Regions from separate parts of the Mus musculus genome. Here region 1 is linked to region 2. Evidence: chromatin loops called from intact Hi-C (ENCODE). Cell type or tissue: gastrocnemius. All regions are shown on one strand. Links, peaks and the distances in the headings refer to the core of each region. The heading gives the core; the rest is flanking DNA.

What was found. A loop is a pair of places that touch in the nucleus more often than their neighbours do. Peaks named below come from ENCODE experiments on the same cell type or tissue, not always from the same donor. Only the 100,000 strongest peaks of a DNase experiment are listed, where the experiment ranks them.
Region 1: a loop joins it to region 2, with 10 times the contacts of the local background. A loop is called at or near these places in 10 of 42 quality-filtered maps.

Annotation. Positions count from the first base shown.
Region 1 is chr9:13,501,345-13,517,498 of GRCm38, forward strand. All of the region lies in intron 1 of Maml2 (mastermind like transcriptional coactivator 2), which reads left to right. Among named protein-coding and RNA genes, the nearest start is that of Phxr4, 78 kb to the left of the region's middle. In gastrocnemius, for the core only: a CTCF peak has its summit at 9,774 (motif pointing right); DNase peaks (open chromatin) are centred at 8,600 and 9,832; H3K27ac peaks cover 1,928 bases.
Region 2 is chr9:13,647,024-13,663,177 of GRCm38, forward strand. All of the region lies in intron 2 of Maml2 (mastermind like transcriptional coactivator 2), which reads left to right. Among named protein-coding and RNA genes, the nearest start is that of Gm51666, 45 kb to the left of the region's middle. In gastrocnemius, for the core only: a CTCF peak has its summit at 6,171 (motif pointing left); a DNase peak (open chromatin) is centred at 5,665; H3K27ac peaks cover 212 bases.

The DNA.
Region 1 (16,154 bases), core at 5,213-13,212, 140 kb before region 2:
CAGGCCTTCACAGATGAATCAACCACCCTACTAAGGAGTGAGACATAAATAAATTAAAAAAAAATCAAACCAACAGGAAAACTCGAATAAGAGATCAAAGAATTTGTGTTTGTATTTCTTGTTCTTTTATTCCTGTCTGGAAACGAAGCTACTACTTGAGAGAAGGTCTCCAGAGAATTCCACTTTGTGTTGTTTCTGAAGCACGTGTGCTTAGGAAAGAGTGGAAGACAATGCTACTGTTGCCTTTTAAAAGTAGGGAATATCTGGGCAAGTCTGCTCCTAACAGCTCAATATCATATGTGTAAAGAGTAAAGAGGTATAAATCAGACAAACACATACTTAAGTAAAGGGTGCTTTTTCATGCTGCCTGGAGGAACACACTCCCATGATGAGAAGAACAGGAGACACTCAGAAAGCCCCCAGTGTTGCCACACTAGCCATGGTGAGGCAGCTTGTTGTCTTGTGCATGTGGACGTTTCCTGATTGGGTTGGCCATGTTCCCATAAGTGATAAACTTAAGCCACATACAACTAGTAGAGTAGTAATGAATCTGTAGCTTTTAAAAGATTTATTTTATGTCTGCGTGTCTCTCCAAGGGGATATATGCACGTGAGCGTAGTGCCCTAAGAGGCCAGACGGTGGTGTCAGATCCCCTAGAGCTGGAGTTAGAAGTGATTGACCTATCAGACCTGGGCGCTGGAGAAGACCCTCCCCCCGAAGGACACAAGCACTTTTACCCTCCCTGTAGCTTCCGCTTAATCTTCGTTTCTAAAGAATCCGTAATGGTGTTGCTATGGCAAAGTTTTATCTTTTATATAACCTGGTTTTTGTTTACGGAAGTGATATAAGCTTCTCAGTGTAAAATGTTCCACGTAAGAGGTGAACTGGGGATTTAGCGTGGAGGTGGAAGGGTAAGGCACTTGCCTGGCGTACGGAAAGCCCTGGCCTAAATCTGTGCCATTTCATACAAATAAGCAAAATACAGTGTTATTCATAATATACACAGCTTCAGTATACTCTCACCACAGAGCATAAATCAGACAAACGTGAAAAACAAAATTACTTCTTATGGATATAGGTTATTTTTCTTGTCTATAATTTTCTATAAAATAGATACCATTCAAAGTGCCACTATGATGTATAAAACATCAGACAAAAGTAATGTAAATGAAGTGAGACACAATTCTTTGGAGTTTAATCTTATTGTATATTTTTATACATAAGTAAACTAACAAATCTTGCATACTTTTGTTACATTGCCTCTCACCTCTCTTAGACCTACATGTGATTAAAATACACAGCACTTTCTCTGTCTTGTAAAGTACTCAGCCGTAGCAAGCACCTGTTGGAAACACCACGCTGTCAGGGTGTGCACCAGATCACAGATTAGAAAGTAAAAAGGAGCGATGGATCCGGAAGCTTGGCACAGCTAAGATGTGATGCCTTGTAATCCTTGCCCTTCATGCTGAGAGCAAAGATTTGATCTGCCATTTTCTTACCCACAGGCTTTCATTACCCAGGCCCCCTCGCTCCCCCCAACACCTAGAACAATCCTCTGGCATGGTCATTGTGGCAATCAGAGAGAACCTTCCCAACCTAGCATAGGGCATCCTGGGTTTCCAGGAAGCCAGGGAGCAGAGGGAGGCTTCAGCAGGAAGGCTAACACTGCTGCTCATGAGGTAGATTGGAGGATGACCATGTGGCTGAACTCCTTTTCATAACTGTATGTCACGTGTGTTGAAGAAACACGCAGTTATCTCAAGGAGAAGGCCCATTCCCCAAGAGGGTAACTATGAATGAGGGCCACTCTGCAGTCCACTACATGTTCGTTTGACCTGGGGGTTGTGGGAAATTACCAGCTGAACACTTTGTCTTGGAAACACTATTTACTGTGAAATTTTCTGCTTTTAAGATTGTCACTAGGCTCTATCAGAAACAAGAAAACCCCCATGTATGCCCAAACGAAAGTCTGATAAGGAAAAGCAAAAATTGGGAAGGGGGGGGGGGTGGAACACGAGAATGTCATACAATAGAGCCACTGGTGAGAAAGAGAAGCACTTGAAAGACAGTTCTGGGAGCTGTAGTCACCTGGCTGCTGAAGTGATCAGGCCCTGCCTGGTGGATTGACCTTCTGCATCTACAAACATGGCAAGCTTTTAGCTTTTCTTCAGTAACACTGGGTATTTCTGAGACTGGAAATCTTTGGTAGAAAAATTAAGACCATAAAACGCTAAAATGAGTAGAGTTGGACAGAGCCACCACTCATGTCTTCAACATGCTAAGGGGAAGCTAAGGTCTGAACAGTGGTTCAGATTTGTGATTGAAGATGACTCCTATGAAACTCCTTAAGTAGTTCATAGTCCTCCAGGGTTGATGGCACACACCTCTAATCCAGCACTAAGGCAGAGGCAGAGGCAGAGGCAGAGAGGCAGAGAGGCAGAGAGGCAGAGAGGCAGAGAGGCAGAGAGGCAGAGAGGCAGAGAGGCAGAGAGGCAGAGAGGCAGAGAGGCAGAGAGGCAGAGAGGCAGAGAGGCAGAGAGGCAGAGAGGCAGAGAGGCAGAGAGGCAGAGAGGCAGAGAGGCAGAGAGGCAGAGAGGCAGAGAGGCAGAGAGGCAGAGAGGCAGAGAGGCAGAGAGAGGCAGAGAGGCAGAGAGAGAGGCAGAGGCAGAGGCAGAGGCAGAGGCAGAGGCAGAGGCAGAGGCAGAGAGGCAGAGGCAGAGGCAAGGCAGAGGCAGAGGCAGAGGCAGGTAGATCTCTGGGTTTGAGGCCAGCCTGGTCTACAGATTGAGTTCCAGGATAGCCAGGGCTACATAGAGAAACCCTGTCTCAGGAAAACAACAGCAAAGCAGGTTATTCGTGGATTATTTGTGTTGTTGAAACAGTATTATTTGCTGCCTCCAGAGGAATAATGTAAAAGTGTGTGATCTCTAGCTTCAGTGCAGCCTGGTCCTCTCAGGGTTGCACTGTTTCCAGAATGACAGAGAACACCAAACATACGGGTCAGACCAAAGGACTGTAAAAAATGGAGATTTGGCCGTGAAGACATCTTAGAGGCAGAAGGAAGGATGTCTCTGTCTTAATAGATTACCAGTCAAGGCAAAACTCATGTCATTCCTGATTGCCCACAGCCAAGTCAGTTAACTGCCTTTAAGTCTAAATAACCTGAAACTACAAACTCTCCCCAACCCCTTTAGTTTGTCCCATCACTTTCTAGAGCTGACATTATGAACACAGGTGTGAAAAATTATTGTTTCTTGCTGTGAATTCCTGCTTTAAAGAAAGTCACTGCATTTTGCCATGGAGAAAAAAACCCAAAAAACAGAAAGCAATACATCTCTTCGATGTTCAGAAAACCGCTGCTGTCTAAGACCCTGTGCGTTGGCTGGACCCACAGATACTCAGCAGGTGCCACTTATGAAGAAGGCACTATGACCCAACCCAACACTGTGGCCTGAGACTCCAAGAACACAAATGTTTTGTGGTGTCATACAAAAGCAACAGGTCAGAGGGCAGGGCTTTCCTTTCACTTTTTATCTAAGGGAATTTGAAATTATTCTTTGAAAATAAACACTACAGAATGTGATGGATAAACATGATCCTTATAGTCTTATTGGCATGCCTGGATATTAACAAAATCACAGTATTCCTCAGCAGTGTGGGTCACCCTCAAACTCACACGTACTCCTGAATGCCCGGAAGCTGATCTTATTTCTATCTTGCACTTAAGACAAAGTCTGCTAGTTCCGCTCTTAGCATTCACAAAAGGCTGTGTCTTGAGTCTGACTGCAGGTTGTAGTGAAGAGATTCGTACATCTGTAGGTGTGAGGGAGTGTAGAGGCACAGAGGAGTAGCAGAATGAAGTTGTTCCTGCTGAGGCAGACAGGGTGATGCTTTCTGTGGGCTGGTGGGAACTTGGAACTTCTGCTGGCTCTCAGGCCCGCTCTGCAGTAAGTTCTGTTAAACATTGTGGAGGGATGACAACAGCAGCATAGTATCACAGTGACAGTGGCTGCTTACCACCAGTTAGTCTAGTAAGATTTGTCATGACACCTTGTTACATTAGTTACTTTCCTCCCTGCTGTTACAGAACACTAGACAGAATCAATTTATGGAAGGAAGGAGGGAAGGAAGGAAGGAAGGAAGGAAGGAAGGAAGGAAGGAAGGAAGGAAGGAAGGAAGGAAGGAAGATTTGTGTGGGTTCACAAACTTGGAGAATAAGCCATCATGGTGGGGAAAGGGTGGCTAGAGGATGGTGGTGGTGACCTGAGGCTCGAATTGTTTGTGCAGTCAGAAAGAGATCAGTGTGGGTCCTCTGCTTGCCTTCTCCCATTTCCCTTTTCATTCGGCTTGAGACCCTAAGCCATGGGAGTGCTGCCCACACTCAACGTGGACTTTCCCTCCTTGATTAAATCTCTCTGGACCCCTCCTCACACATACTCCTAGAGGTGAATCTCCTGAGAGATTCTAAATCTACTCAAGTTGACAATGGAAAGCAACTATCGGGTGTGGTTATCTCAGCATTGGCAGCAGAATTTATTAACTCATTTGAGTGAGGGATGGGGAGAGAGCCAGGAGTCACAGAAGCTGCTGGTACCAGAATTATTCTGACTCCAGGACAGTGCTTTAAGTGCCACCACCTACAGTTTCCCATGAGAAAATTAAGGAAGCCTGGCTAACTTCTGGGAAAATCAGGAGAGCCACTGCAAGCAGATGCAGTGGCAGGGCCGCTGAAGGATGGTGTGTGTGTGTGTGTGTGTGTGTGTGTGTGTGTGTGTGTGTGTGTGGTGGGCAGCAGAGGAATACCTTTTATGATATTTTATTTTATCTTCATGTTCACCTTAGATAACACTGTGAACATTAGAAAATTAGAGTTCTCAATAAAAATCTGTTGAGCGTGTGCTATGTGTGCTATGTGGAGGGCATTGTTCTCTTCAACAAACTTTAAGTCTTCAGTGTCTAGTTCCAGATGGCTCCATGGGGGCCCTGGGAGCAGCCTGTGGGACATCTCCATTATATAGACACCCAAGGAAAGGCTAGCCCCTTAGGGGCTACACAGACCCATAATTTGGAGAAAATGCATTTCTGACCACCATTCAATGTCCCAGACTTTGAATTGCCAGAATAAGCAGGTAAGACAGGATGCTCAGCTGGATCTCAACTTCAGACAAGCAATCAGTAAGGAATATTTAATACAACTATGCCCCAAATTTGCATGGCACATATTTATGGCTGATTATTAGTTATTCTTTTGAAATTTAACTAGGTCCTTACATATTATGTGGCTACCCAACCCGGGAAAGGATGGAAGGAAAATGGTGAGATCTGAGTTTATTTGGAATATATAAATATTCTTCTGTTTAAGGCATCAAGTCATTTAACTTTCATCCAATTGATGGGAATGTATCCTCTGTGTGGTCTACCCTCATGTAATGTGTCCCAACTCAAACTGAGGCAGGAGAAGCTACATCACAAAAATCCTCAAGGAAACTGATAAAATACCTGTTTTCTTTAATGTCTTAAATATCCATTCAAGAAATTCTGACCTTAAAATACTAGTCACAGTCAACCCACATAAGTCATTCACTTTATAATTTGATAAAAATGCACGTGTGCCACAAACCCTGGAGATACAAACGGGTGTGCTAGAAACTGGATTGTGAAGTAATTCCCCCATTAACAGTGACAGTTAAGTGGGGTTCACAGAGGAGGCACAGAGCCGAGGACTGAATCTTAAGAATGATGGCTGTTTGGGAGCTGGAGTCAGATATCAGCCTTTAAACCAAGTCAAAGCCTGGGCCGCAGCTGCCTCCTGTCACTGACAGGCAGGGAAGGAAGTCAAAGGCGCACTCAGGAGTGTTTCCTGATGCTTTTTTATTTCAAAGAACTGGGACTTAAACCAGGCTTCCCTAAATGGAAAGCAAATATATCCACCTACTTAATGGTCAGTTTGCCTGTAGTCTCTTGGTAAGAAAAATTATTCTGAAGAAAAAGATTGCTTTCAAAAATAAATAAATAAATAAATAAATAAAAAGCAACCCTGAAATGTGAAATGGGGACTGCAAATGGGGTCAGGGGGAGCATTAAATCACAGTTAGACACAAATGCTCCAGGTCACAGGGCCCATAGATTACCAGTGTCTGACAAACCTACATGGTTTATAATCACTAAAACTGTTTTAATCTTCCTGGGCAAGTTTTACTGAAATGTACTGAATTACACTGGGTTGGTGGTTGTAAGAATGCACAGTCAGGGAAATGATTCATAAATTAATGGAGGTTAGTAACACATTTGAGCCAGATGGTGGTTATCAGAAGGTGCTTCGTCCTGTCTAGGGGACAACCTCAGCTCTGTACTCACCAAGAAGTTTGCCAATCCTCAAACGCCCTCACCCAGCTCTGAGGTCTTCTCTGCATTGACCTTGATTTTCTTTTTTTCATTTTCAGAAAAATAACTTTAAGATTGCATTTTTGGGATAGGGAGGGAATGAGGATGCAAAAGTACACAGAGGGGAAGAAATATCCTGCCACACACTCTCGGTGAGGGCTATTCTCTGGACAAGTGTGGGGTTGAACTGTATTGTCCCTGGGAGTGTCTGAGTCATACTCCAGTAGGGACATGGTGTAACATTATCAAGAACAGTGACGTGAGTATCACTAGTGGGTGGAGTGGGGGCACTTACTCCACGTTCTGTTGTGGAGCGCTTTAGATGAGCCGTGCATTTGTGCCTTTCCGGGGTTGTTAGGATGCGGACGAATGGGCATCCTTGCCTTCCTTTCAGAATTTCATGGCCGCTGTCAGTGTTGCACATGAAATGTAAGCCCAGGTGGATGGAGTATAAAATGGCTGAGCAAATGTTCATTGGATTTGATAGGGGCAACAATGTAGCATGAAATACGCATGGAGGAAATGATTGTGTAAGATTCATGCATCCTTTCACTTAGAACTTGTTAGCCTGGGTCTTCCTTGACACCCCTGTCCTGCTCAAACCTCTTCTGGCTTCCCTTTGTCCTTAGAATCTCTAGCACTTTTCTTGACAGCCCCTTACAGTCTGTTTGCTTTGACTCAGCCACTGTTTGGTAGAGTTCTCCACAGCCTTTGCCTCCCTAGTAGGCCTTTGTTTTCCTTGAAGACTCAGTGCAAAAAGTCCACTAAGGAGGTGGCTCAGTAGGTAAGAGTGCTGTGTGAACATGAGGACTTGAGTTCAAATCCCCCAAACTCATGAAAAACAAACAAACAAACAAACAAACAAACAAACAGGTGGGGATGCCTGTGCATCCGCTTCCAGCTCAGGAGAGTAGGGAGTGGGGACGACGGGGGAGGGAGAAGGAGCTGGGGCAGGAAGATCCCTAGAGCTCATTTGGCCTGGCAGCCTAGCTGAAAGGTGAGTGTACAATCTGCTGAAAGATCCAATCTTACAGGGTTAGGATGGAGAAAGAGAGAGGATGGTTCCCAACATCCTACCTTGTCCTCAGCGTGCCACACCTGCACACTCATGTTCAGCTCACACACACACATACCACCACCACCACCCACACACACATATACCACACACACACACACACACACACACACAGCTTCAGACCAGGCATAAATATCACACCAACCTGACCTCCTACCTAGAGCGGGTGCCTCTCTTCTGCTGAGGCCTTGCCCGTGTCCTCGGTGAGAACACACGGAGCACTGGATTTTGAGTTTCCTCTGCTTCCCCCCTCTTAGTGAGCTCCAAGTATCTTGAGAACAGACTGTGTCGTTTTCTGACTGTCATTTTCATAAGTGAATGAATTAAATGAGCAGGGGTAATCAAGCACTTGTTCTAATGATGAATGTTCTGGCGTAGGTCACTAATGTACATTCCCTGTCGGGGTATAGAACACAGAAAGGATATTAGAGAACACACACACAATAGCAGTAATGACAATTCCAACCACTGAGAAAAGGATAAGCACACTTCCGTAGCAAGACTGAGAGACAGCAGGCAACTTCATGGAGAAGATGGGGTTTGGGGTGGCTTTGACCATGGTATTAAAGTGGGAGAGTCTTTCTCGAGGAGAATCGCCAGCCATCTTGACTCCAGGGCACAGTGAGAATATAGACTATAAAGAGAAAGCCCCTTGTAATAGTAGGTCATCAGCTAAAAGCAGAGGAAGCCCTGTTCAATGCCTCCTTTGGTCTAAGCACTCCCAAGAAGATGTTCTCCGCAGCCACGGACAGACACAGTTGGCTCTGCTAAGAGGGCATTAAACACGCCTTTAGAAATTTAAGTGTGAAACTCTGACTCAGAATGTACATTAATTACCTTAGCCCTAAATGACTCGTTTCCCAGAGCTGTCTATATGTTATGCTTTGTTGTGTGTATTTGTGAAGAGTGTTTGGGTCCCTGTGGGGTCTGACCCTGGAAAGCCTGGAAGGCATTCTCATTGTACCTTCATACCCCGTGACTCTGCTTTCTGTACCTGGATGAGCCTATTTGACTAGACAGAGTAAGTGTTCAAAGGAGAGACGACAGCAGCACAGTGGCAGTGGGGGCTGTGCTCAGTGGTGGGTGTGGGAAAGGAAGGGACTTAGAAGCCACAGACAGGTGGGGGCCAAACTCTGGACGCTTACCCAGTGAAGCGTGCACAGGGCCATCTGCCTCCACCTTTCTGCACCACACAGAACAAAACCATCGGCCATTTCTGATACACACACACACACACATTGTCACATAGCTCTCAGGCGTCTTGGGAGTGTAGAGTCCCCTCATAGGTTTTTAGGTTGGAAACACAGTGTCACTAAGCACCTTTCTTACACTTTGAATGTTATAGTAACTTAAGTGGTTCGTTTGCTCTGCCATGCAGACAGTTCACCACTTCATGGTGGTGAGCAGGTGTGCAGCTTTGCCCTTCTCCAGCACATAAACAGAAACAGGAAAACACATCTCTTTGGGGATACTGATTTGTTTCATTTGGAAGACCAACCAAAAAAGTGAGGGGACTAGCAGGGGTGGACTTCTCTAAGAAGACCCTCCTTGTCCCTTTGTTTCTGACTCCATCTGTCTGTCTGCCTGTCTCTCTTCCTGTCCCTCTCTCTTTCCTGTCCCATCTGCACCTCTCCTCCTCCTCTTCTTCTTCTTCTTCTTCTTCTTCTTCTTCTTCTTCTTCTTCTTCTTCTTCTTCTTCTTCTTCTTCTTCTTCTTCTTCTTCTTCTCCTCCTCCTCCTCCTCCTCCTCCTCCTCCTCCTCCTCCTCCTCCTCCTCCTCCTCCTCCTTCTCTCTCTCTCTCTCTCTCTCTCTCTCTCTCTCTCTCTGTGTGTGTGTTTAGTCAGGAGTCCACATAGAGGCCAGAGGTCTTCCTCTATTGTTTTCCACATTACATATATATATATATATTAAACACAGGGTCTCCACCTGAACTCACTAGTTGGCTAGACTGTCTGGCAAGTAAACCGCAGGAACCCTCCTGTCCTTGTCTGCAGTGCACAGTGCTGGGATTACAGGCAAGCACCTTGCCCAGTTTTGGTGTGGGTGTTGGATCCCTAACTGCAATCCTCATCTTTGTGTTGGGAACATTTTATCTGCTACTCCATCTCCGAGGTGGCCCTCCAGACTTCTTCTAAATCTTCTGCTAATACTTCCTAACAAACCTGAGCTCAGAATGTCAGCTCCCATGAAAGGGCAAGGTATGCACTTTGATTTTTATTTTATTTTATTTTATTTTACCAATGGATGCAATTAGGATCTTAAAGAGGAAAATTTGGTTTTCTAGAGTCAGCTGTTTGACAGTTTCTACTGAGACACAGCTGCCTGCAGAGGGTAGTGTGGGCAGCCAACTGCTGCTATTTGAGATGAGGAAATTGGCCCAGGACCCGCAGGCAAGCACACAGTGAACAGCATGTTCCTAAGGACTGTGAGTGAGTCTCATCTGGAAGACAACAGCATCAACGGTTCTGGAGTCGGCCTGGTTATTTAAACCTTCTGCCTTGGAACTGAGTTCATAGTTCACCAATATCAGCAGAAATTCTCTATTTTTGTTGTCTACTGTCACAAAAGGATAAGAAACTACTTGAGATAAATAGGAACTAATGATTACAGAGAGTTCATACCCTTTGTCACATTTAATTCTTACAATAACTCAGAGAGATTGGTGTGGCTCCCTCCACTTCCTTCCTTCCTCCTCCTCCTCTTCCTCCTCTTCCTCCTCCTCCTTTTCTTCTTCTTCTTCTTCTTCTTCTTCTTCTTCTTCTTCTTCTTCTTCTTCTTCTTCTTCTTCTTCTCCTCCTCTTCCTCCTCCTCCTCCTCCTCCTCCTTCTCTTCCTCCTTCCCTTCTCCTCCTCCTCCTCTTCCTCCTTCTTCTTCTTTTGAGAATGTGGTTCACTATGTGGCATTGACTGTCCTGGGACCTGCTATGTAGACCAGGTTGGCCTCTAAGTCAGAGATCTGCCTGCTTCAACCTCTCCAGTGCTGAGATTAAAGGTGTATGCCATCTGACTTCCCTCCATTTCTTAAATGTGTGTGTGTTGGACATGTGTGTCTCTTTTTTTGTGTGCATCAGATGTGTGTGTTTGTGTATATTTGTGTGTGTTTATGTGCTGGATATGTGTGGATGTGTTTATATGTATGTATGTGTTGGATTTGTGTGTATGTGTGCATATATATGTGTGGTATGTATATGTACATATGTGTGTGTGCTAGATGTGTGTGCATGTATCTGATGTATGTGTGTATATGTAAGTGTGCATGTGTTTGGTGTGTGTGTGGGGTATGTGTATGTATGTATATCTGTATGCACAAGTATGCACATGTGTGCATTGTGTGCATGTGCACATAAGTGTATGTATTTGAGTGTGTGGCATATGGCTATGAATGTATGTGTGTGTGACTGAATGTGTATGTGTGTGTGAGTATGGGTATATGTGTGAGTGTGTTTATGTGTATATGTGTATTTATGTGTATGTATGTGTATGTGAGTATATGTATGTGTGTATGTTTGAGTGTGACTGTGTTTGTGTGTGTGTGTGTGTGCTATATCCTGATACCCAGAGAAATACTTGTCTAAGGTCTAGTGAGATACAGATAAAAGTGCTGGAAGTTGCATCCAAGAATTCTTGTTCTTGACTTAAAGTATGTTTCAGGCCCAGCAGGTTGCTTATCAGATAGAAGGCACTTGTTAGCAAGTTTAATAGAGTTAAATCCCTGGAATCCACCTGGAAGGAGATGCCTGAGTCTTTAGAGTTGTCCTCTGATCACATGTGGACCACAGTACACATCCTAAATAGTTTTAGGAGTGCATGTTTCATCTGCCCTACCTGTTTACTGAACAAGCTGGGCACAGCTCCAATAGTTCCCGTGTTGGGAATACTGTTTTCTAATTTAAAGGAAGTATTTAGTCTTTATTGTTCAACTACTCATACTACACATATGTTGCATTACGTGAAACTCTGAGCATTGCCAAGAAAATGATATGCAAATACCTCCATTGTGCACATATGGACTCTCTCTAACACTGTCTCCCTCTCTTTCCTCTCTGTATCTGTGTCTGAGTGTCTAATACATACATAATAGTAAATAATATTTTATATACATATATTTACATATTACAATTGTCTCTTTGTTAAAAGACAGGGATGAAAAGAATTCGAGTTTTCAGCTGGGCACCTTTGTCATTTCATCTGAGGTATCTTTGCAAAGCCCTTGAATGCATTATTAACCCATCTGATTCTGTCTTGGGACTAAAAAGTATTTCTTTACATCTTATCCCAGGACCCAACCAATCCTCTTACAGAGAAAAGGGCATTCTTGACGGTCTTTCCTTAATTTAAACTCATGTACTAGTGTTCCAGTTGTCGTTTTAAGCACAAGAGAAGGAGTGGCCCCCTGCAGAGAGCGCTGCTGATTTTCTTCCTGTGGGGATGAACAGCATAGAACTTACTCTGTCCTTGGAGTCTTCTGGAGCCCAGACAAGTCAACACCCTCTTGGGATGAGTAAATATAATCCTGTTCCCAGGAAGATTAACTCATCAGACGAGGGGGGAAAGCAGCTCCTTCCTAGAGGGCTGCACTTTAACTCCCGCCTACCCTTCTGAGGACAGCATCTCAGATGATTTACTTCAGTGGCGTTGTGATAGCTAGACAGACTAGGTATTTTATTCAGTTTTAAGAGTAACAGTGGTGCCTTTCTGAGACATTAATTTTGATCACAGAGTTAATGTTTGCTAATGTAGACCTTTAAAAGGCCATAAAGTAAAGTTAAATTAAGAAATGTGAACTCTGAGTTTCCTCAGGACCAGCCACGTGCTTATGAGCAAAGACTAAACTTCCATACCTGCTATGGAGGCGGCAGGCACCACTCTCAGACTTCCCCCATATTCATGTTAAAAAAAGAATGCAGTGGAGAATATTTAAGTTACCAGGCACTAGAGAGATGGTTCAGTGGGTAAACACTCAGATTGTTCTTTCAGAAGACACAGGTTGGTTCCCAGCACCCACATCAGGCAGCTCACAACTCAACTCGAGCTGCAGGAGATCTGCTGCTGCTGCCCTCCAGGGGTGTTAGCATGATGCATGTGCAAGGTAACTCTTGCAGGCACACAGCACACACATACATTTTAAAATAAATGACATTTTCAGAGCAGTACTCTGGTAACTCCAGGAATCCCAATGGGAACTTTAGAGATAAAGACATACTTTGAAACTTGGATCTGTGACTAGTCACCTGTGTGGATGAGTTTCTGAAGAGCCTACACCTTGTCTACATCCTTTGTGGTGTAGGCTGAAAATAATTTTGTATCACTGGGTGCCTCTGAGTACCCAACAAGATCTCGGCACAATTGGGCTGGAAAAATTCAAACAGTTGTCATCACCCTTCTGCTGTGGAAGGCAAGCAAAATGGGGCTTTGGTTTGCTAGGCGTCTTACTCCAGCTCATTCATCAACAAGTACTTCTGTGTTCTACCAAGCAATGTGCCCACAAGCTTGTGGTCTATGTTGCTAGAATGATTGTGCTGCTTCAACTACTGGGAAAGTCCTTTCCTTTCCTTTCCTTTCCTTTCCTTTCCTTTCCTTTCCTTTCCTTTCCTTTCCTTTCCTTTCCTTTCCTTTCCTTTCCTTTCCTTTCCTCTCTCTCTCTCTCTCTCTCTCTCTCTCTCTCTCTCTCTCTCTCTCTTTCTTTCTTTCTTTTTGTTAGTTCAGTAGTTCTTGCACCCTTGAATCACAAGGAAGGGCCCTGTTGCTGATTCTTTGTTTCATGATGACAAGTCATCCATGAACTATCTACTGTCTTGTTCCTTTCTACTTCCTGTCTTCTGCCATCTCTGTCACAGGGCTATTGTCTTTCTGTCACCACTCATAATGGAGACTGTGAAAGTGGGTTAACTCCTTACTGGCAGCCTTGCCTGCAGACAGAAGTTTCTCCATGGCTGATGACACACACATGCATATACACACATATACACATACACACACACATTCACACCCATACATACACATATACACACACACATACACACACATACACATATGCACACACATATACACATATACACACATGCATATACACACATACATATGCATATACACACATACACATATACACACATACATATACACATATAAACACATGCATATACACATATACACAAATACAAACACATATAGACACATGCACATACACACACACACACATACACACATACACACACACACACATAGGTTGGAGGAGAGAGAGAGAGAGAGAGCACACGTTCCTCCTGCAGGTTTATTAGTCAAACATTCTTCAGGCCTGCCCATGACCCACATGCATCTCTCAGCTCCATCTTACCTTGTAGGATCATGTGTGTCTCCATCCTATTCCTGCTAGTTGCCTCAATTCAGTACCATCTTTTCCCCTTCTGTTTGTCTTAGTGGCTTCCACTGGTCCTGTATTTCCATGTTGATTGATCTGTCCCTGCTGCTTCAAGACCCAACCATCTCACTCTCTATCAGCCGAGAAAATGAGGTGTTTCCATTGCTGCAGCCTCCGTCTGTCCTCTCTCCACTTAGAGGCTGTAGACTGCCATCCATTTGCCCTACCACTTTGCCCATTCTGCCTGAGGCAGGTGACTTTCTCTTCGGGGGTCTTGCCAGCTTCTCCTCCTCCCACTCTGAAGACATGCCTCTAAGAAGCATTCATCTTGGTTCCGTGTTATACACCTAGTCTTTGTTTCAGATGTTCATAGTCCTTCATTTATAACTTTGTACTATACTTTTAATACCCATCTCCCGCTAAGTGATGTTCAGCTTCTCACACTGGATAACAGGCAGATAGAGTCTATCTTTAAGACTGTGTTATGTTAATTAGTCAATGTACACAGAAGAAATAAATATTTGTTGAATGAGTGTGCTAAGACTTAAGACCCAAGCAATGTTTATTTTTGTACTTTATAGTTAAATATTTTATTTTAAATACTAGTTTACTGAGAAACATACCTAATATCTCACAAACTAATAAAAAGAGATACCCTTGTGTCATGACAAGGTGCTAAAACTTTACAAGGAAAATTTCAAAAATATTTGTAACTTATTTTCATTGAGTTTCAGGTTTATCTAAAGTTTATTTAACTTTGATTAATTTAAATTTCTTTATTTAAAAAAGTGATCATATTTAGCTGGGTGATAGTGGTGCTTTAATCCCAGCACTTGGGAGGCAAAGGCAGGCAGACCTCTGTGAGTTTGAGGTCAGCTCAAAGTAAGTTCCAAGACAGCCAGGGTTACATAGAAAAAAACGGTCTTAAACGCCTTTCTCCCCTAAGTGATCATATTTAAGTTATTCTGTTCTCAAGTTTCTGTCTGTTGTGTAAGAGTCAAAGCCTGGTAACAGTGTTAATCTGAATATCTTCTTAGAAAGAGAGGAGTGAGTCAGATGGTGTGTAACTTAAACAAGTGATGCCTGCCTGAGACAGAAAGAAAGAAGTTTGGGTTCAAAACCCAAAGTTTTGAAACAGATGATTAAGATAATCATTGACTTGCATATGTATGATATAAAACATTGCTAGCATTTAGGCCCTAGTACCTATTTGAAAATCACATGTGACCTCATAGGCCAACGGTCTCTATGCACGGTGGGATCAGGATTGCTGAGGCTTGTGCTGGCTGCCAGTCCGGCCAAACTATGGGGAGCTTCAGTTCTATGAGACACTTTGTCTCATGGGAACAAGACCAGAGAGTGACAGAGAAAGACACCCAATGTCTTCTTCTGACCCCAGAACCATGAATCTGTGTATCCCCCAACACGTAGACCACACACACACACACACACACACACACGCACACGCACACGCACACGCACACGCACACTCTCGCACACACGTATTCACATGTGAGCAAAATAGTTAAAAGATATGAAAATATTGTGTGTGTGTGTGTGTGTGTGTGTGTGTGTGTGTGTGTGTGAGTTGTTTGTGTTTCCTGATGTAAAATCCTCTTAGGTAGAAATATATGCAAAACTATTTATTTAAAAGTGGGCAATTTCCACATACTTTAACCATTTTGCTCACTATATGTGTGAATGCATATGTGTGTATATGTGTGTGTGTGTGTGCTTAAACTAATATGAGCTAGTCTATGCATATGGGAGACTCTAAAGTTCATTGCTTGATATGAGAAAGTTTCTTGCTGAAGGATATAACCAGCTTTTTCTTTCCCTGTTCAAGTAAGCATATTGGAAACCATGACAATTAAAAGACTGTAGATTTTTAAATGCCTTCTGTAGATTTGCCTCCTTCAGGATGCAGTCTGCCCAAGTACATTTCAGGGTGAAGGTGGTTGTTACTCTGTGCATGGTCTCTGAGCAGAGTGCTACTAGTGGCCTCCACTATGAGATTCTAGCGATACTAAAAAGGTCTCATCTTAAAATACCTTGGGTCTTAATGTTGTGGCCCTTAGAGATTTGGGGTCTAGTTGTTTTTCACTAACAAGTAAACATCTCTAGCACTTAGATCTCTTTAATAATAAAGCTGTACTGAAAACACACATTTTCAGAGCCCTCTCTTTGACTTCCGTTGCACAGGCCCAGGCAGGAGAGCCCACTGCATTCAACAAGCGCCTGCATGACTGTTATAACTGGCCTCCATGCCACTTTGTGACACACGGAGGAGTATGACATATACAACGAGTACAAAGAGCAACTGTTACCTAGCTCAAAA
Region 2 (16,154 bases), core at 2,687-10,686:
GGACAATGAAGGGAAATACTTCATGTCTTCCCTAGCCTTTTACACACGTTTGTGCACATACACATAGACACACATACACAAAGTAAATTTCATTTTTAAAAAAGCAATTTCAGTTTCTCAATAAACAACTGCATTGTTTGCTACGCTACAGCTTTTGTCAATGTTTTGAAAGAAATAGCTTCTCTTGATCCCAGTCACAATACAGCCACCCAATAAACGAAAACTCAACTTCAAATTTAGGTGGTTTTAATAACAAAGAACTTTAATGTTCTCCCAAGGAATACCAACTCTGACTGTGGTACGATAGCTTTCTGAAAGGGCCTCAGCTCTAAGGAATCACAGCCCATTGATGCTCAGGGGGAACCTCAGTACCATGCTGTTCTCACTTCTCATTTTCTTTTCATTGGGTTTCTTTGTTTAGTTGGTTCTTCTTGTTTTTGTTGTTTGTTTGTTTGTTTGTTTGTTTCCTTTAGATTGAGGGACTCTGTACCTTCATTGTTACTAGTTATAAAGTCATAAAATGATTGTGCGGACAACTTTGTCCTGGACAATAATGTAAACCATGCCAATTTCTTTCAAAACTCAGGACATACAGTCTAAAAGGCCCAGATCTGGTTGAGATATAGGAATCAAAATTTGTAAATGGAAGCAGCCACACTAAGTAACAGAAAATGGCTTTCAGGTCATCTGAATTCCATGTACAGCAGTGGTATTGCTGGCTCATCGTCCTATAAAGTTCATTCACTTTTTCCAAAAAATTTAATGGCTTGTTTTGTCTACGTAGAACTACGCTGGGAAATTTAGCCATGCATTGACTTGGTTACTGAATGGATAAAAGTGCCATTGTTGTAGTGGGATCACTTACGAAACGTTGATAAGCTTCAGCACACACAGTTCTTCCCTGGCTTCAGCACACCAGCCCATGGCTTCCACATGCTCAATGCCCCAGGAAGCTCTTCATTCCCATGATCCTCGGTTCTGTGTCATGCTTTGTATGAAATACTTCCCCACCCTCCCATCTTAGCCCCGCCCACCATAGTCATTTGCCACCCTCTTCTGAAGCAGACTTTCAGCAATGGCTTGTGTTAGGATGTAAGACACCCACTACCCTTATTTGTGTATTATCTTGTCTCTCCATAGACCTGTCTCTGTGATGTGCAAGTTCAGGGACCACTTTCTATTAATGAGGATATGTGGGTTTTTTGAGAGCAATAGAACCTTTCATGGCCAAGCTGTATGTGACCCAAGGACCTAAGATGCCAGACACTTTGTCATCAATGGCCAACCTGGGATAGTGGCCCCAAGTCTGCTGCCTTACACCACTGGAAAGTAAATATGAAGAAAAAACGTGTTAAGAATTGCTACAGAGAGGTAGAATCCAAGCAAAGTGAGAGAGGCTCCTATGAGGGAAGAGCTGCCGACAGACAGAAGCTTTTGAATTTCCTATGTCCAGGATTTTCAGGACAATGGCAGAAGCTGGGCCAAGACTGAGGTCTTCTCCATGACTGGTTCATTCTCTAGACTGCAACAGGCTGTGCCAATGGAGGCTGTAGACTGCAGGCTGTAAGCATGCCCCTACCCCCGCTACAGGCTGTAGGCATGCATCTAGACCAGCTAGAGTGATAATCACATGCTATGCACCCAGTCAAGTGGGTTGAAGCCCACTTTGCCCATCTCTGATTCATGCTTTGGTAACTTCTGGCCTGTTACCCACTAGACCTTAGCTACTGTGGCCTTGCCTTCTCCAGCAGAGCTGGAGCTTTGTGAGTTGTCACCATGCGGCTCCCTGCTTAACTCCATGGGAAAATCTCTCCTCCTCAGCCATTGTTTTCTGCCTCTAGAACCTTGGGCAGGATATTCTGAAGCCTGTGACTTTTTCTAGTTAGCTTTCTGGGTCTTAGGTCTCACCTTCTTCCTTTCAGAAGGGAGTGTCCATTTGTAGGAAATTGCCTCACAGCAGGCATGTGAAATAGATGACAGAGTCAAGCTGAGAGCCTGAGAGAAAGCCGGAGCTCCCCAGTTACTAACTTACTTAAACTGTCTAAACTCCGCTTGCCTCAGAGCACCCCCTAACATGAGCTAGTGGCATCTGCTGCCCAGAGCTGTTGGGAACGTGTGAGACCCTGTTATGGGAAGGATAGCTCTGGTACTAGCAGACCTTAGCAATGTGATTGGAGCTGGATTGCTGCTCTGTAACTCCAAAGACCAGCAGACAAACTCTAGCAGATGGCCGTGAACAGAACAGGGTTCTGTTTGAACAAGTCACCTCAGAGGTAGTCTGTAGCTCTTGTTCAAAGTTGTCTGGACATAGCTGTCCTTGCTTTGCTTCCTACTCTGGGGTTCTGATGGAAGGCTCTCAGCTAAAGCTGATGAGGGCCCAAGCCAGCTCACTTAGAGGCTTGCTCACGTCCTGGTCCTCTCAGCATCCACCTAAGTTCAGAAGTAATCACAAGAAAGCGTGGAATTTTTATCCCAGACCACCTATTACAACCCTAAAACTGTACCTATTGTCTTTCTTGAAAATCTACTAGCCGTGACACACATTTGAGACAGAATTCAGTGACTGTCCCAGTGCAGGTCCTCAGTCTGCTGGTGAGAAGAACTAGGGAAGGTTTGCTAGAAGAAAGGAAAAAAACATGCTCAGTACTGTCAACTACTTGATATTAGAAAGAAGAACCTGCAAAACCTGACCCAAGACCGTGCCACTATCTAGTGTGATTCCGGTTATGTGGAATGGCTTATGCAGGGACAGGCTGAAAGCAAGCAAAGTTAGTTTCACTTGGTGCCTTTAATGTGTGGAGTGTTTTCTAGGGAGATGTCAGGTCAAAGGTCTTGGTTCTGTGCAATGCAGTTTATTAGCATGGGACCAACAGCTCATGTTCCACTGATGCTGAAGCAGGCAGTCGCTGTTGCATTTATTTATTTTTTTAGATATTTTCTTTATTTACATTTCAAATGTTATCCCCTTTTCTGGTTTCCCCTCCGAAAACCTCCTATCTTACCCCCTCCCCCTGCTCACTAACTCACCCACTCCCACTTCCCTGTCCTGGCATTTCCCTACACTGGGACATCGAGCCTTCACAAGACGAAGGACTTCTTCTCTCATTGATGTCCCACAGGCCATCCTCTGCAACATATGGGACTGAAGCCTTGAGTCCATCTTTGTGTGCTCTTTGGTTGGTGGTTGAGTCCCTGAGAGCTCTGGGGTACTGGCTTTTGCATTTAGAAGATAAGGAAGAGGCATGTTTGCTGTGACCATGGATGGGAAGCTGTTCAAAAATACTAGCTAAGAGCAACTGTAAAGCTGGTGTGCTCTGTTCAAGAGTCTTCAGGAGCACTGACAGTCATGCTGCTAGCTTTTCGAGGAGAAAGGACATCTAGTTCTGTTTGCTGCACTGAGATGAGGGCTCGACCCTCCGAGGTCATTGGCCTAAAGGTAGAAACACAGATAGAGGTTTGGATGAATGAGTGAGTGTACAGCAAACTGAATAGACTGGTGGTAGAAAGAGGAATGTATGGTAACAAGGTCATTTTGACTTATGTTGCATTCAGAAGGTATCTAAGGTCCTGAATCAGGATGTCACTCCTAGAGTGTTAGCTTCAAAAAAAATCCTTTAATTCATTTATAGGTGAGGGCTTATAGGTACAGTGCGTGTCTGGCATGTGTGGGCCAGCATCACATAAACAAGGCTTGTTAACCTGCAACCCCAGCACTTGGGAGGTGGAGGCAGGGGGATTAGAAGGTCAAGATAATCCTCAGTGACATAGGAAGTTTAAAGCCTGCCTGGGCTACATGAGACCCTATCTCAAAAGCAAACTCACAAATTTGAGAGGTGGAAAAACAGAAAAATTCAGGACAGTAGAGAGATGCTGAAAGCAGAGTAATTATGGGCATGTATCTGAATTGGGCATGCAAAATATAAAATAAAATAAGGATCACAGTCTAGCATCATCCCACCACCTGGGTTATCTCTGCCAATCTTACACCAGTGAGATTCATTTCTCTCACATGTAAACTGAAGGGTAACTTTAGTTGGTTCTGTAATGTCCCTCCCAGTCCCAACAGACTACGGGTGTCTAATAGAATGATCCCATTTCTCTGCTGTATCTGGTACACAATGGCATGCTGAAGATGTAGATGCACACACCAAATGGCATACTTCATCTCCAGCACACTTGCTAGGGCAGGGCAGGGCTCTCTGAGAGCACTGCAGGGGAAGTGGCTTGTCCATGGTATCCAGTCCTTTTATGGAATGGGAAGCTTTGTGCCTCCCACGTGTAGGTCTCAGCAGATTGTGAATGGATGGTAGCCTACACATATGCAAATGAGAACTGGAAAATAATTAAATCTGAGGGGAGAATAAAGTAGACTTGTGAATAAACAAAGGAAATGTGTGTCTCCAGAAGCCAAGAGGTCAAAGATACATTCTACAGGTTCTGTACACACTCAGCCTTAAGTTCAAATGTTCTAAGTCCACACTTCTGAGGAAATATATTGTGTGTTTGACTGTGACTGAGGCAGGAGATGTCAGGCAACTCAAAATTCCAGTCTTAGAAATATCCTTGGAGCTGGGCGGTGGTGGTGCATGCCTTTAATCCCAGCATTCGGGAGGCAGAGGCAGGTGGATTTCTGAGTTTGAGGCCAGCCTGGTCTACAAAGTGAGTTCCAGGACAGCCAGGGCTATACAGAGAAACCCTATCTCGAAAAACAAAAACAAACAAACAAACAACAAAAAAAGAAATATCCTTGGACCCTGCTGCGTGTAAAAAAGGAAGTGGTCAAAGTGCACATGATTCTCAAGCGTTAACATTATTAACGTTTAAGACAAAATGTATTTCCTTTCTGGGGCTTTGACTTCCAAACCAGAGCTTCTATTGTATTCTTAGAAAACAACCATCCAAATGAGAGGCTCAAAGGATTCCGAGATAGTTTCATGTGCAGTGCCTTCCCCACGGTTCCATTTTGATGGGCCAGCACTGGTCCCCACTTCTCCAAGCCTCTACCACCCAGTCTTCAGACTCTCACTTATGTGTGAATGTGAGGAGGGAGCTTCATCATAACCATGTGGAAAACACAGCAATCATTTGCTCCCACCCTCTTATGTGACCAGAATGGAAACTTTATGTCCAGGGTGAGAAAGTGATTCATAGAAAGTCACACAGCAAGCCGCACATTCTCTCCATTTCTAAGCCCTCTCTCTCCTCAAAGGCACACTGATCTCTGACAATACAAAACACGGGTACCAGAGTGTTAAACAAAGAAGCTCTAATGCGGTTCCTTTTTCCCTTTTTCAAATGAGCCGGTTTCACCTTTTCACTTTGAGGCCTTTGTCTTGTCAGCATCTTTCAGGGAGATGACTTACGGCACAAAGATGCGACTTTGCATTGTCTTAGCAGAAGCAATCCTTTCAGTGTAAGCCTGCATTTCCTTTGGAGGTTGACTCCAATTCACAGAATACAGCCTGAGAATTGATGTTTACTAAGTTGGCTGTTTAAATCATGTTCAGCGCTTGGTTGCACAGGCTGTTCCTTTGTCTCTGTCTCTGCTGCACTCGCCTTCCTCTTTGTGCTTGACACAAAAGGATGGGGCCCCTGGCTCATCTGGATAGGGATCAGTGTGTTCATGTGTAAGCTTTTCAAAGCTATGGAGCAAAGGTGTCGTGAAACATTAGAAGTCATTCAATCACATTCCGTATCCGTCTCCTCACATCCGTGAGAAGGCATCTGTCATGGGGCTGTGTCCTTGCTTCTTGGAGGAGCTGGCTCCGATTTGAAAATGTTATACTGTGCTGCCTTTGCCTGTCTCTCTTTGGTGGGAGGTTTGAGATTAGCACACACACCCACCACTCTGACACTAAGATTGCTCTCTTATCTCACTTAGTAAAATAACTGAAACTGATAGTTGTCCGTTTGGGAGATTCATCAGGATTTATTCTAATTCTATTTCCCTTACAAATTACTGAGGTCTACAGGTATGGACAGAGAATAGCTCTCACCATGCAGTAGCTGTATTTTCTACCCTCAGTGTTCCAGAAGCCCTTTCTTGGTAGTGAGTGGAGAAGTCGATGAAGAGAGAGGCTTCTATGTGTCTATTCCCTGCTTGCCATACTATGGAAATGGAATTTTTGAGTTTTGGAGCAGATGCCATCTGCTGGATATTCAAGATACTACAACACAAATTTATAGGGCCAGAAAACACAATGAACAGCCTGATAGCTAAATTAAGTAAACTCTACTTCCATGGCCCCAGGTAGATTGGAAACTCTCTAACCGTAAAGTGTCAATATTTGAACTTTATTTTTCGGATTAGAATCAATCTTGTCTTTGCTATCTGTGCTCAGTGTTAGATCCCAGAATTTGTCATTTAGTTTGAAGGCATGGGAACACAGGTAAAATTCCTGCTCCTGTTTCAAGAAGGAATAAATCCACAAAGATGCACTCAAAGGCTTCTAAAATTAAAGCTAGGGGCAATGTAAAAAAATAGAGAGAGCGAATGTGGGGAGGGGGAATGGGCTTCTGTGGGCATAAAGGGCAAACATAAAAGTGAAACAATGTGTAAAACATCAATACAGGCTAAGCAGAGGTTCCTTCCTCTGAGACTTGAACTCCATTTTCTCCACACTGCTCCTGTTAGGGAACTATATGATAAAGCCTTTGTAGATCTGTCTTAGAATTTTCTATTATAGTCATATTGGCTGGAATACCTGTTAAGCCTGGCCCCGCCTTGGGTTTCCTTAGCTGGTTGAATAAATCATTTCACGTTTTGGAGACTCAATCTTCCCACTTGTTAGACATGAAGATAAATGTTACTGTCTGAATGTAAACTGCTAAAAATGTAATTTAAAAAAAGAAAACAGAGCCAGGAAAAAATGTTTAACTGGTAAGGACCCGAGCTAGAACCCACAGGAAAAGCTAGGCATGGTGGCATACTCTTAGGATGCCAGGGCTACAGAGGCAGAGACAGATGGATCTCTAGTCAGCCAGGTTCACCAGATCAGGAAACTCCAGGTTCACAGAGCAAAACAGTCACACTCAGGAACACACACACACACACACACACACACGTGAATTTTAAATATCAGACACTAATTATTTGTCTTTCCTGGGCAGCATCCCTCTAACATATACCTGAGTTGAGTTACAGCTTAGAATTAGATTTGAGCAGGATGGTATTTCTCCATGTTCAGAAGAATGGCCTGAAAAAAATGAAGTGAGGAACTATGGCCTGCATCTGGCTACAAAGGCTCATGGGGTGGGTGAATCTGTCACAGGGAAATGTTGGGAGACCTACGTGTTGCTACTATAGTTCCTTTTTAAAAGGGACCTTATGATAGGATATAAAATTGTAAAATCAACACCATACATTTCTTCTGTGAGGAGACCTTAAAAGCAGGGCACCAAGCTCTGTCTCTGCTTCCACTTTAAAAACACACATGTATGCCCAAAAGGAGGCAAGGAGTTAACAAAATGCAGACAGATGCAGAAGGGAAGGGAAGATGCCCACAAGCACACTGATGGCCTATCCACGTGACTTACGCTGTGTCACTGCTAATGAAGATGCTCCCTTTACTTCCATTCTGGTTATAAACGGAGGCACATTACATAACTGCCCCTGTGATGTAATAGGAGCCTAGGTACACAGAAAAACTTCTAGCTCATCCTCTGCCATGTTGGCCCTGCCTCCATCCCTCTAGCACCCTCTATTTCCAGACACACACACACACACACACACACACACACTGCCCAGCCCCAAAGGACATACTGCTGCTGATTATTTATAATAACTCTCTCTGCTCTTGGCAGAACATACAACAGCTGGTGGTCTATTCTTTGCCACAGAGACCAACCTGCCTCTGCCCTGGAAGATGGCAAGAGTCAAGCAGAGCGATTTATAATTGTGTCCCAGCACCTCAATTTTGTATTATGTTTATTTATATCGTTTCTTTTTCTGAGATAATCAGCATTCCTCTTTGGGAGGATTCTCATTGGAGAAGCCTCTAGTATAGCCATCCGTGGTTTTCTTCATTGAGTAAGACATCTTAGAACTCCAAGCTAGAGGAAGTGGTGACCAATTCTTTTATGAGAGTTTTAGAATCAACGTTCTACGTTTTATTGAAAGGGTGAATATGTTGTGTCAGTTAAATGATAAATGACTTTGAGTATCTCATGGAATACATCTTGTCTTCATGGGTTTTCTGTGCTCACAACAGCACAGGACCTGCGTGACTAGGGTTCATCAGCTGGCCAGAATAGACAGTTATGTGGAGTTCTACTTTGCTCTGTCAGGAACCACCTTGTATTAGGTTAAGCTTCAAGTTCCATCCTAGGGAAAGCAGAGAAGAAAGCCATCTCATAAGACCTTTTAGCAAAGAGAGTCAAGTAGGCTCTGGAGCTACAGAGAGACCCAAGCAGCCATGGAAGTCAGTATGGTCAGCACCGCGGGTCTTGTAAGTGTTGGAAGACACTTAGAACATGGAAAATGCATCTAAGACCACACAGCCAGACAAGATTCTCACTATCAAAGTGATGTCATGCAAAGCAGCCTTCAGTTAGGCTGGCCACAGGTCAGAGCCATGGTCAGGAAAACTGGGAAAAGGCAGAGTGGGATGGTTGTACCTGAGGTTTTAGAGTATGGCAAACAGGAGACCCATTCCTGACCAGCTTGTTTATTTCTGTATGAGCATAGCTTGTTAAGTATAAATAATGGGGAATTTCAATTTCATGTGTAGAAAGAAATTCTTAACATCTGACACTGTCCATGTAGTGTGTACTTCTTGGTGGCGGGGGGGGGGGGTGGTATTCTAAGGCATGGAAAGTTTCCTAGTGTGTGCTGCCAAGTCTGTTGTGAGTATACCGATGACCCCAATCCTGGGCCTAGGTGATGCCTCTGGGACCTTTCTCTCGGCAGTCACTGAGAAGATGCTTCTGAGAGACACATAAAAACTGCACTGAATAATGAAGGGACTGAGAAGTCTTTCTGAGAGTTGGAGGTGGCTTGCTGCTGCTGTTGTTTTGTGGTACAGAGCATGATGGATACCTTGTCAGCTGGACACCTAGGAGGTGTGCCTCTGGACACATCTGTGAGAAATGCTTATATTAAGTTAGCCTTTGAGAGTAGCCCAGTGGAGTTGTCTTGACTATATTGGTTGACGCAAGAGACCCATCCTAATTGTGAGTGGAACCATTGGCTGGGCAGGAAATTCTGGGTTGTAGAAGAGTGAAGAAAGAGAGGAGACCACTAACGTGCATACATTGATCCTTGTTCTCTACTCCCGAGGTGTATGTAATGTGATAAGGTGCTTGAATTTCCTGGTGCTTTAACTTTTTCCACAGTGATGGTCTATGATGGAAACTACTAGTTATACTAGTTATACTAGTTATACTAGTTATACTAGTTAAACAACCCTTGTTCCACTGAACTGCTTTTGTCCAAGTACTTTATCTCAGCAACAGGAAGGAAATGTAAGACACTGATCCTAGGGATTCAGTTGATCCACTCTAGACTGAGCCACATCCCCACGTGTGTGTGTGTGTGTGTGTGTGTGTGTGTGTGTGTGTGTGTGTGTGTGTACATGCGCCTGCTTAAAATCAATATGTCAAGAAAGAAAACCATTACACCCTGTTCTTGCAATGTGTTTAGGACACAGTAAGCTTATGTAAGTAAGATTGTTGTCAGTTCACATACATTGCGTGAATATAAAATACCAATAAGCTCACATCAGCTTGGTGAGCTAGACACCTCAGGGTTAGAAAAGGATGCTGGTGAACTTAGGAAGAGAGTAGCTATAATTTCCTCTTGGGGGTGAGGCACAGGACTGATACCCAGTTAAACCTCGGTAAACCTTGTCCCTTTCCTACCCTTTGGTGGCTCCCTGGTTTCCCTGATGCTCCCACTTGACTGAGTCTTAAAACATTATAATGTGGACCATAAGAAAGAGTTGACATGAGAGCATTCGCAGAAACATCCCTCAGCGTGAGCCTATGCTAAAGGCATAGCACATTAAAAAGCAGGTTTCGATAACTGTCTGGGTATGAAGAGACCACTGAAAAGGCCACTGTGAGGCAGTTTCCCTGTACCTCAACTCAGAGGCTGTAATAGATGCATACAGACATCAAGACTTCACAGAATTTTTGGCAATGATTAAATTAGATGATGTATATACGCTTAATACAGTAAGTATCCTGCAGTTAATAAATATTATCTGCTATAAGTAGTAACACTCTGTGTTATTACTGTCTGTTTCTGTTCCTTTCAAAGGACTGTATGAGAAAAGAGGCCTTGATTGGTTCTATCTAGTATCCTATGGCTTTGGCATATCGTATGCTCTAATTAGTTGTTGGACAGATGGGTGGGTGTAAGGATATTCGGATACATGGATGAATGAATGGATAGATGGATTCATAGATAGATTGGTGGATGGATATCTGGGTAAACGGGTAAATGTATGGATTCTTGGGTACAAGGATGAATGAGTGGATGAGTTTAACTTAATGGATAAAGCACTACAGAAATCTCAATATGTAAGGTCCTTCCCAAATTACTGCCTCACATGCAACATGATGGTAATCAAGACGCTGCATCCATCTGCAGTGTCCAGCAAGGGAGTTCATTGGGCTCAAGTAAATGTTTATATTCACAAGACTGTTGCACCCATTTTTGACACCAGCCTTTTTAGAAGGACAAGCATAGAAACTGTAGAGTCTAGGACAGAAACATCAGATGCTCGCCTATAGTTAAAACTCTGAAAGTTCTTAGGCCAGAGAATAAAGCCCATATGGGGCAAGGAAAGGACCTGGCTTTTAAGAAAGTTACATCTCACAGTCAAAACTCCTATAAGATCCAAATGTATACCTTGAAGAGTCCTCTCTACATGTTATGTAGAGTCTTGCTGCACACAGGGAAATTCAAAGCATAGTCTCCCTAGTAGTACTTAGTATCTGTAGCTCCCCCATCCAGACGTGTTCTACCAATGAGGGGTCAGTTTTACCACATTCAATGTTGCCTAGCAACATAATTGATGCACATCATCTTTATCTGTTCCTGGAGCAGTCAAACTAAGAAGTTAGCCAACAGAAAGATGTTTTGCTAATTCTTTGGCCATCATATTTAGAATTATTTGAAGCTATTATTTGTGACAACCTGAGAAAACCATTAAAATGCACCTGTGAAGAATTCATTCTTCATCTTGTACCTACCACAAATATGTCCAGATGTAGACTGACACGGGTACGGTTGTGCTTGTCAGTCTGTACCCTTCCCCTGTCAGCCAAGCATAAAGCTCAGTGACACTTAGCACCACGCCTTCCCTTCACATCAGCCTTCCACCAACAGTCCCACCAGGAAAGCCCAAGAGTAGCTAGCACAGTGGTCCTCAACCTTCCTAATGCTATGGCCTTTTAACACAGTTCCTCATGTAGTGGTAACCTCCAACCATAAAATTATTTCATTGCTACTTCATAATAATAATTTTGTACTGTTATTTGCTATTTGTAATATAAATATCTGATATGCAGGATATCCGATATGTGACCCTCACCATGGGGTCACGACTCACAGGTTGAGAACTACTTTAGTACCTATCCACCTGTATGAACACACAGCAAATTTCCAATTCAATGGTCCTATTTGATTTGAACAGAGGAGCTCAGCCCTGAGCCTCACTCCTAAAGAACTTTTTAGTCTTCCCTTTCTAACGGCTGCTGCAGGGGGAGGGGGAGACGAAACGAGACCAAAATGTTAGGAAATTGAAAGGATCCCAGTAGAAGATCTAAGATGCATTTAACTGTTCTGATAGAGTGTAAATGAATGCCAAATGCTGTTGGCTGGAATCTCATTAACTTAGTGCAAAGCTCGGAGAAGCCCTCACTTGCCTGGTGCATGTTATTAGCCATCGAGTATCTTTGAAAGTAGTTAGAGAGGGTTTTCTGTTGGTTGTTTGTTTCTCTTACCAAAATCCCAAAATGAGAGACGCAATTTATCTGACCGTCTAAACATGCATGAGGTTATAGAGATGTCCGTTAGATTAGCAGCAAATCATTACCCAGAATGCAGTGGTCTACATCTCTAACCATCAGGAATTATCATTATTTTGTTTGTTTTGAGACAGGGTTTCACTTTCACAGCAGTCCTCTGTCTCAACCTCACAGATGGTAGGATTACAGGTATGGCCACCAAGCTAATTAAGAAGAACTTACTTTATTCCTCAGTAGCTACAAGCCCTGCCTGAGTTCACCGGAGGCATATGGTGCAGCCACAAGTAGGTCAGTGCAGCATAAGTTCGAAGTCTATGTCTTGTTCTATTATGCCTTGTGGAAATGGTTTATGAGTAGAGCATCACCCTAGATGTCCCATCTACAAGCACAGAAGTTTCCCATTAGCTTTCAAAATTATTCCTTTTGTAAGAAGAGAGACAGAGACACACAGAGAGAGACAGAGAGAGAAAGAGAGAGAGAACCTCACTGAGAGGGCTAAGTTTAGATAAATATACTCATCAGACAAAGAGAAAATTTCATTTCATTTGAAATTTCTCCCTCCATTTTATAACCTTTTTTGAAATGGAGTTTATGATATGAATGACCCTCTTCTAAAAAGGATTCTAAAATACAAAGAAAAGTAAAGAAAATAGAGGTCCCAGAGTCACCATTCTGTACCCTGTCTTGTCACCACCCTTTTAAAGGAACTAGTAATTACAACTCATTACCCATCTGGAAGACACGCTAAATAGGTTCCAAATCGGTAAAAAGTATTTGAGATCTTAGACACATCCCTGGTTCATTGTAGCGGAAGGTCTAATACCCTTTCCAAAAATTTCAACTATATGTTTGATCTACTTACAACATTCTTGAACACGTATTCCTGCCAAGATGAAAAATCAAACTAAATCCTTCCACCATGGCTAGCACGTTCCCACTTCTTGCTGATTAATTCAGCTATCTGTGCCATGAAAGCATTCGAAACTAGCAAGTGAAGCTCTAAGTTAGGAAGTTTATTTGTCAAGTAAATGTTAAGACTTGCATGAGGGGTGTAGAGGGGCTTAGACATGTTACATTCAGGATGCAAAAATGTACATTCTCTTGTAGTCCACACTGATCTCAAACAAGGTGAAAAAGGAAACACGCTCCAGCTCGGTCAGATAAAAATAACTGTTTCCTTAGGAAGAAATCCACTCAATCATATAATTACTCTATGAAGGTGAATGTAATAAAATTTTAATTAGCTTCATTTCCTTCAGCTCCTCTTAACACATTCTCTCGGAAAATAGCCACATGGATAAAATGACCTACATGTGCAAAAGATATATTTAAATAATTTAGCTGCCTGAATTAAATTAAAGTGCAGAAGTCTTGTCTTCTCAGAGAGGAGATGGCTTTCATCAGAGCAGCGTCATCCTCCCAAACAGCGTCCCCTGAAACATCAAAGAGCACCATTTATGCCTTTACTGTTTATCTTTGATGGTATTGTTTTATAGAGTACTCTTCCCCCTATACATTCTTATTTTTCAATCCAGATTTTATTGTTTTCCATTAACTTACAGAAATTAATCTGACTTGTCCATTAAATTAGGAAAAAATAATATTATTGCAGTGTATATAGGACTTAGTAGCCTTTCAAATGTGGGACGCTGGCCCAGTGAGTTGGCTCCGTGGGTAAAAGTGCTTGCCGCTAAGTCTGATGATCTGAGTACTGTACCCTGAGTGAAAGAACCAACTTCCAAAAGCTGTCTTCTGGCCTCTACGTGTGCATCATGCCAGGTATAGGCCCACACATGCACATGCACGCACACGCACACAGGACTCCTTTTTGTAATGACAGTTGGTCTTTTATTGTGGAGTGCTGAAGGTGTCCCAGACAGGATGTGGGATTGGAGTTCTTTCAGAAGAGCTGAGAAACTCTGAAAGATCCCAGATTGTCTAATTATGTACCCTCCAGGTCAACATTTTGTCAAGTGGGCATGAAAGACTCAACTCATTCTTCTTATAACCATATTACTATTTGATCTAACCAAACTGTTTGTTAGTACTTGATGGAGACATCGAGAGGGTGAAGAAAGAGAGCGAGCCAATAGCTTCAAATGTTTAGCATGAGCCCAGCTAAGGCTGAACTTCACTATGAGCGCGCCTCCTACGTGAACTCCCAAAGCTTACCTGTGACGTCAGTTTCTTAATCTTGTTTGTAAAGTAGGGAAACTGGGGCTCTGGGATACAGATGAGTTGTCCAGGGTTTCCTTTCACAGTAGCAGAGCAGGAATTTGAGGTAAACTGATTAGACTTTGAACCAGAAGGGGAGTAGGTGAAGTAGCAGGAGTGAAAGGAATTTAGAATAGGGGTGTTTGGGGAAAGCATTTTTTTCATCCAGCAGCTATCATTTTTATTAGATCTTAAGTGCCATCCCTGTGCCAGGCACCGGGGGAAGCCACAGTGACCAATAGTTAACAAAGTGGGCACACGGTGCCACATGGGAGTTTAACCTTCCATCCACTGGGGTCCTCTTCTCGGGCCCCCTGATCTTTTCATTTTAAGGTCCTTGCCCTAGCTTAAAAGTTCTTTATCAAGAGTAAAACCTATTACCTTTGTTACTTGATGAAATCAAGAATGGGGGTAGGGGGTAGACATTTAGAGAGAATGCTAGTGTAGGCTCTAAAATGGAGTTCCTTTGGCCTTTTGGGCTTCTGAGGAGGGTGAGGAGTGGACAGGATGTGACAAAATAGGTGTTGCAGCTCCTGGGGGTCACATTTTCCACCAAAATTTCCATTACACAGATTCTCTCCTTTAGAAGATATTTTGCAATTGATTTTGGGAGACAGACATATGGGGGAGGGGTAGTGGAGAAAGGAAACAGGGAAGGAAGGATCCAGTTTTGCTGGACTAGCGCTCAGAGTTCCTCTGTCCTCCCCAGGGACACTTTCCCACCCCCACCCCTCCCCCCACCCCGTGTAAACAGAGCGACTCTTTGCTAATGCAAATTTGGAGGGTGGGACTGTCCAGCATTCAAGGAGCCTATCACCTGGGTCCACTCTGCAAAGCTGAGAGACCTTAGTCCCTCCATTAAAAGAGAGGCTGTGTGTTACCGAATTCAAGAGGAAAAGGAAAACATTATTCTGGCTTAGGCAGTACACCATTCATAGTTTTGAAACAAGGATTTTTTTTTTTTTTTTTTTTTTTTTTTTTTGCTGACAAAGAAAAATGTATTTTTAAGCCTGAGTTCTAAAAACCAAACAATCGTCCATCCCTGTCGTGTAGCTGGCCTGTTTCTGCCAGCTCCTTGATATGAGCACAAACACACTCTTGCACTTCCCAGGGCTCGGGCAGTTCTCAGCGCAGTTGGGGGCATCTGCTCCTCTCCGGTGGACGGGGCCCTGCCCTCTGTCTGCACCTCTCCTCCTCACAGCTCTAGAGCAATCCTATACCCTCCTCAAGCTGTGCTGACCTGCCTCCAGGCAGGAAGACAAAGGAGAAGGAAGTAGTTCTGTTCGTCTAAAATCAGGGCTGTGTCCTAACAGAAATGAGAGTTAGGCAAGCCAAAGCCCACCCCATGATAAAACCAAAAAGCACTCGCAGAAACAGGGAAAAGAGAAGTTTGCAGACAGGAGGAAAGGAGAAAGGGGAGGTTGACTGGGGAAGAGCTGACTGGTAAGTTGCTCCAGAAACTTCTGAGTCTCCAGTTTTGATTTTGATTTCTCTTTATTCCTGTCTGAGAAGGGTTGCTCGGTTGGAGAGTGCTTTCAGTTATCTGGGCTATGGGGGGAGGGGAGATCCTTTTGGCGAATTCTGCTAGGGCTGTGAACCAGTGCATTATATATGAATTCAGTTGAATCAAAGAATCTTGTTGTTTCCCAAAAGATGCTTCCCAATGCAGCTTTTTTCTCATTTTTGTTTTGTGTGGTAGATTTTGATTTGAGATTTCACTTTTGCGTTACTTTCAAAAAACAATCAGAAAGGCAAGTTCTCTCAGTATATCTGTATAGGACCATTTGCGTAACTCTCACCCCTGTTTGTTTATACTACCAGTTGGTGACTATCTCTCTTTGAAACTAGTTATTAATGACAAGAAAGAAATGTTGATGGGGTGAAGGTCTCAATCTTTGAGGGCATGAGAGGAGAATCTTGGAAGCTGAGGTTGTGAGGAACCAGTTGAAGAAGCAGAGGCTGTTATA